Regions from separate parts of the Homo sapiens genome. Here region 1 is linked to region 2. Evidence: chromatin loops called from intact Hi-C (ENCODE). Cell type or tissue: GM12878. All regions are shown on one strand. Links, peaks and the distances in the headings refer to the core of each region. The heading gives the core; the rest is flanking DNA.

What was found. A loop is a pair of places that touch in the nucleus more often than their neighbours do. Peaks named below come from ENCODE experiments on the same cell type or tissue, not always from the same donor. Only the 100,000 strongest peaks of a DNase experiment are listed, where the experiment ranks them.
Region 1: it touches region 2 in a loop (4-fold over the local background); 16 of 110 quality-filtered maps call a loop at or near these places.

The regions. Positions count from the first base shown.
Region 1 is chr6:151,689,195-151,692,120 of GRCh38, reverse strand. It overlaps a transcript of ESR1 not described here. Among named protein-coding and RNA genes, the nearest start is that of ESR1, 120 kb to the left of the region's middle. In GM12878, for the core only: a CTCF peak has its summit at 1,664; DNase peaks (open chromatin) are centred at 770 and 1,520; H3K4me3 peaks cover 835 bases.
Region 2 is chr6:151,764,072-151,766,997 of GRCh38, reverse strand. LOC107986529 (a long non-coding RNA gene) reads left to right here and starts at 856. Exons shown (of 2, transcript XR_007059818.1): 1 at 856-2,926. It also overlaps a transcript of ESR1 not described here. In GM12878, for the core only: CTCF peaks have their summits at 1,367 (motif pointing left) and 2,517 (motif pointing left); a DNase peak (open chromatin) is centred at 1,318.

The sequences.
Region 1 (2,926 bases), core at 122-2,621, 75 kb after region 2:
TCCTTGACTGTCACAAGCAATAAAATGAAACACGTATCTCCAAATGTCCAAGAAAAATCTTCTACTCGTAAATACGACGCTTGTATTCTTAAGGAAAATTTTGCTTTTTTCCTACATGTCGTATCTTTTACCTACATTGTTTTTATTTGTAATTTCCTTGAAAATCTGACATTCTAGAGTATTTTATCCAACTGCTACAGCATTATCTGCATGCATTCCAAGGCCTAGTGGGCAGTCATCACAGGATATTAACAAAATCAAAGAAAATATTTGCTTTTGAGAAATAGGAAGGGATTTTATGGTATACAAATGGACCCTGAACCATCCATGGTTCTCAAACATTCTCATCCAATTTAAGTTCTCTGTACGTTTCAGAATTCAGTTCAAATACTTCTACCTGGTCTTCCTGTTTACTCTCAATATTAAAATATGTATATACCACATTCAAAACCAGATGAGTTTCCCAGCAACCTCATATACATGGAGTTGCTCTGTAAGCCTATTAGATCTGGCACATAAAGGCATTAAAAATCTGGCACCTTTAAGCAGGAACCATTGCCATGATCACAAGTCCTGATTAAGCCCAACCCTTCTATCGAGTAAATTGCTTTAAAATCTTTTAATCATGTTGGCTCCTACGGACTTGTTTGAGAGAATACTGGTTATCTTCTTGACAAAGTATGAAACTTACAGTTCAGCGAGCATTTCCTAAGACATGTGGCATTCCTCTAACCAAAATGAAAGTATTCTGCCCTGTCTTGTGACTGCCACATCATTACCCGAGTAGCCCACTGCTATATGTGGTGGAGTCATTATGTATGTGCCATTGTGAGGCAAAAAGGAACTGAGAAAATGGGACACCAGGACTCAAAAGAGCTTGCTTAAAATCAGAGGCCCATTTCAAGACAGAGGGGCTCGTTCTTTTGCTGCTAAATGTGTAGCTTTTCAGAAAACTTGACTGCCTTTAGGAAACAAATAATGGCTTATTCACATCGCTTAGTTCAAACTCACGTAAGTTATGGCTCCAAAGATTCAGAAAACAGGTAGTGTGTTCATGCTACTCTGAGATTTGTCCAATTAAGAGCTTATAAAATTCTAACACAGTTCAACAATACAGTGTCTCCTAGCTAGTGCTAGATCCAATACATTTATGTTATCTGGAACAGACAGGCAGCCTGTGTGTGCTGTACTAAGAAAAGGGTAGTCGGATTGCCCTCTGCCTCAGCTAAATATTATTCTAGAAGTGAATTTCCACTGTACCAAGTTTAGATTTCACATTTTATCATCCCAGGAATACTTGCCAGTAACTTTGCAAAATATCCTTGGAGCAGAAAGACAAAAAAATGAACATTTTTTAAAGATGAGAGGTAAGCTCTGAAGTTACAATATGCTTGTAAACAGTAGCACATTATATCAAAAAGGAAAAAATAAATTGAGAAGAAATAGGAGTACCTACTTGAAGAGAAGATTATCACTCAGAGACTGTCTTCTTATGCTATAGAATGGGCAGGAGAAAGGAGCATGGACCTTTCGAGCCTGTTAAAGAGCTTCTGAGCATGGAGCCTGCATTTTCAGTTTTGGTAAAATCCGTTCTGAGTCGGTAGACAGGAGGCTGTTATGACCATGAAATTAGGAAATGCAGTAACTCAAAAATAAAGAACTAGCACCACCATTTGACTAGGATTGGAAAATCTCATTGAAAAAATAGAGGAGGGGGTGGCCTTGCTTTTGCCAAGCCAGGCCCGAATCTAACTTTCTTAGCACTTCCATTAAGATGGATGTTCAAGAAGAGGTAAATCATGTGTTAATCTGCCTGAAATATTTTTTATGCCATCCAGCCGATTTTCTCTTTATTCGTAATAAAGCTTGAAGTCTAGACAGGCATGTGGAGTTGGAAAAAAAAATAAAACATCATTCAGCACATAAATTTTGTTAATCCAAAGTTAGCTACAGCTAAACTAAAAGCAGGGGCAAGGAAATATCTTCTGTGAGTGTTTTTTGGGACTTTCTTACTCAGGCATGGACTCAAAAGCCCGCTCTGCACTTCTTGTTACCGATTAATGAGGTTCTTGACTTCGGTAACCTGCAGAGGTCTAGCTTCTCACACTCTTCAGCCCTTCCTTCTGTCATATGATCCTTCCATAAACTGTCCGGTATTTCCTGCAGCAATTTTTAAGTTTATGAGGTTATTGATTGTTTGTTTAACACTAAGATAAACATTTTAAAGTAGCAAAGGGGCTGTAAAATCATATTAAAAATTTTTAATAATATTGACATTTTAATATCTCATCATGTCTGGTGTGGTTTATGCAGTAGGTACTTTAAATGAATTTTTAAAAATATTTTCTCTTTTTCTTCTCTACAAGCCTTGAAAAAAGGCTGGCTTTCTGGCAGTGAGAATGGTAGAATGGGGCGGAGGCAGGATCTCCCTCTTGCTACTGTATTTCTCTCTGTCCCAGTACCCAGTACAGAGGAACACCTGCCAAGTAAGAGGTGCATCTCAAAACTGGCATGGGAAAGAAAGAAAACCAAAATAAATAATCAACACTTTAAAACATTTTGAAATCAATGATCTTAACTGTCTTCAGTCTTCTCTATACTTATCAGTTAGCCCATAAAATAATTTAAATATGTAAATTTGTCTGAGAGTAACTTCTCCAGAATACATAGAGCAGGACACATTTTAGTTAATATGTAAAGTATTTAATTGCAATTGACTGAACATAAAATCTCAACAAGATTCACTTACACAAGGAATAATCATGTATACTAACGCATTGTGGGGGTTCTGTAAGCATTTTTATTGTGTTTATTATGATTTCTGGTGAAAGGTAGATTATTGAATAACATGCTCTGAACAGTTCAAGTGTTTTGAAAGCGAAATATTTTTTCTAAATTAATTAAATCTTTCAATTATTTTAGTTGC
Region 2 (2,926 bases), core at 198-2,697:
AGTCCTTATCTGTTGTCTGGAAAGATAAGAAGCTAAACCATTTCAGTAGATTTGCTCAACTATATCTGTCATTTACGAGATGACAGGTATTGTACTTCTCTAAGTCTAGGTTTCCTTGTCTATGAAAAAATTGCAATGCAGATTACAGAAGGTAATGTAAGTAAACACATGCAAAAGAACCTACTACAGCTTCTGACATGTATCTATCGCTAGAAAAGTTAGCTATTTTTCTCCCCAGTCTTTCCCCCTTCCTACCCTCATTAGCAATCCATTTCATGTATTAGAGTTTAAAAGAACTAAAGAGTATATTAAGAAAACTGTAAATTTTTTCTTAAGTCAAAATCACAGCATTTTAGACATTATACTTGCCATAGTATTCAAGCTATAAAACTCAGCAAAATCATTATTAAAATTCAAATAGAATCTTGATATTTTATTTGGAAAACAGATTGAGTGAAAAAAAGAGGCGTGTGATTTTTATTTGTTTTTTTTTATTTTTTATTTTTTTGTTTGTTTTGAAATGGGGTCTCACTCGATCACCCAGGTTGGAGTGCAGTGGTGCAATCTTGGCTCACTGCAACCTCCGCTTCCCAGGCTCAAGCAATCCTCCTATCTCAGTCTCCTGTAATTTTTAAATGTCAATCAAAAGCAATCAAAACACCAAACCATCATTTATTGGAGTTTAGTATCAGAGAGTCCTCACGAGCTATGCAAAAATGTTGTTGGTCTTCAGGAAATCCACCTCTGAATCGCTCCTTCTTTGTCCTTAGTACCTCGTTCCTTGTCTCATGTTCTCCTACCACAAATGCAATGCGAAGAGGAAGAGAGGGGTGCTTCAAAAATCACAAATTTTATACAGGTACATATTTTATTGTTAATTTCTTTCAACACTGGATATGGATATTTTATATATAAATATGAAGCCCTGTATGCATTCCTTAAAATTCAATTACAAAGTCCAGTGGAACATGAAAACATAGATTAATATTGCCACAGCATGTGAGGGAAAAACTGTCTCTCATCTACTTTGAAAAGTTTTATTAAGAGTCTCTTGGAATCACCATGTCCAAAACACGGATGTGCATAAACCAACGCATTTTGATAACAGTTCTGTAATTGAACCCCTTTCTCCTCTCACCCTAGAGTTTCTTGAACTGAGGAATGAGTAATATCCTGGACTAGAGGCTGAGAGATTGTTTTCATAAGCAACAGCCATCTGTGCAGAATAACAATAGAGCTGAAAAGATTCTGACCTATGTTACCAAAGAATTTTCCAGATAATTCAGACTCTTTCTATGAAAAGTGCCAGAATCTGAGTGACAAGCCCAGGCAACTCCTCCATGTAGTTTTAGGAAGAAAGTGCTGCCATCTACAGGGTCGACATGGAACTAATGCTTTAAAAAAAGGTGGAGAACCTACTGGATCTTAAGGTTTTAATTAGCTATAGGAAAAAAAATAGCAATAGCATGGCTAACGAGAGTAACACAATGTGTCCACTTTAAAATTTTTATTCCAAATATATTCTACTTCTTTGCTGTCCAATACAGCTTTCATGTGGCTATGAAGCACTTGAAATGTAGCCAGCGTGACTGAGGAATAGTTTCTAAATTTTCATTTCATTTTAATTAATTTCATTGATTTAAATTTTAAAACTGATACTCAATTCAGTCATTGAAAACTTTTAAGTATGCTTGTAACAACTTAGGTGTCTGAATCTATTTTTTTCAAATGTAAATTTTACGATATCTATCTACAGATTAAATATTCCTAATAAAAATGTAGCATCTGAATTGCGTGTGCTATAAGTGAAAAACGTACACCACATTTCAAATGTTTAGTACAAAGCCAAAAGAATGTAATATTTTTCATTAATAATTGTTATATTTAGAACATGTCAAAATTGATATTTAGCTATATTATGTCAAACAAAATATATTATTAAAATTACTTTTATTGGCTTCTTTTTACAATTTTAATGTGATTACTAGAAAAGTTTAAACGACACGTGTGGCTGACAGATTTCTGTTGTACAGCACTGTTTCCATTGTACAGCACTGTTCTATTTTTCTATTGTACAGCACTGTTCTAATTGATTCAAAAAAAAGAAGTAAATATGTTTAGCTGTTTAGTGCTTACAGAATCACATGAAGTGCTAGATTTACAAATGTCGTATTTGACCTCAAAATTAAAGCAAACGTGTAACAGACACTGATGCCATTATGGATAAATGTAACATAATTTTTAGAGGAAATGATCTCGTTCGGTCTTCAGTGATCATCATTGTGACTGATAGACATCTTAAAATGGTAGAAAATTTGGATCTTGATGAATGTAACAACATAACCGTTTTTATCATGGTTAACGAACTGGTGACAAGAAGCACACATTGTAAAGAAATTCCACTAAATTTGTGTCCTGTTCCACTTCTTCCATCGATTTCCAGCATTATCTCCCCGAGACTATATCTTCATTGCGAGGACTGACTCCCTGCGCTCAGCAGCCCCCCACTGGCCGTCCTGACAAGCGCAGTGCAGACTTCTCCCTGTGGTGCCACCCCTTGGTCTTTCGCGGCTGAGGCAGTCCTTCTCCAAAGTAAAAACATCTCCTTCATCAAGGATGTCTTCTTCCAATCTATAACATAAAAATCCTATCTCCCCTCTCCTTCTTCTTCCATACTCCATATGTTTAACACATTCTTCTGTTACTCAGGCAGAAAAAAAATAAATAAATAAACCAGACAGGCCCATGACTCAGTTAGCAGATGCCCACACAAAGATAGGGTGGCCAACCGTACTGATTTGTTTGCCCAGGACTGTCCCAGTTTTAGCATTGAAAGTCCCACCTTCCAGGAAACCCCGGTCCCGAGCAAACCAGGCCGGTTGGTCGCCCTACTTGCCAATCTCGCCTGTTGACAGCAAAGCCAGAG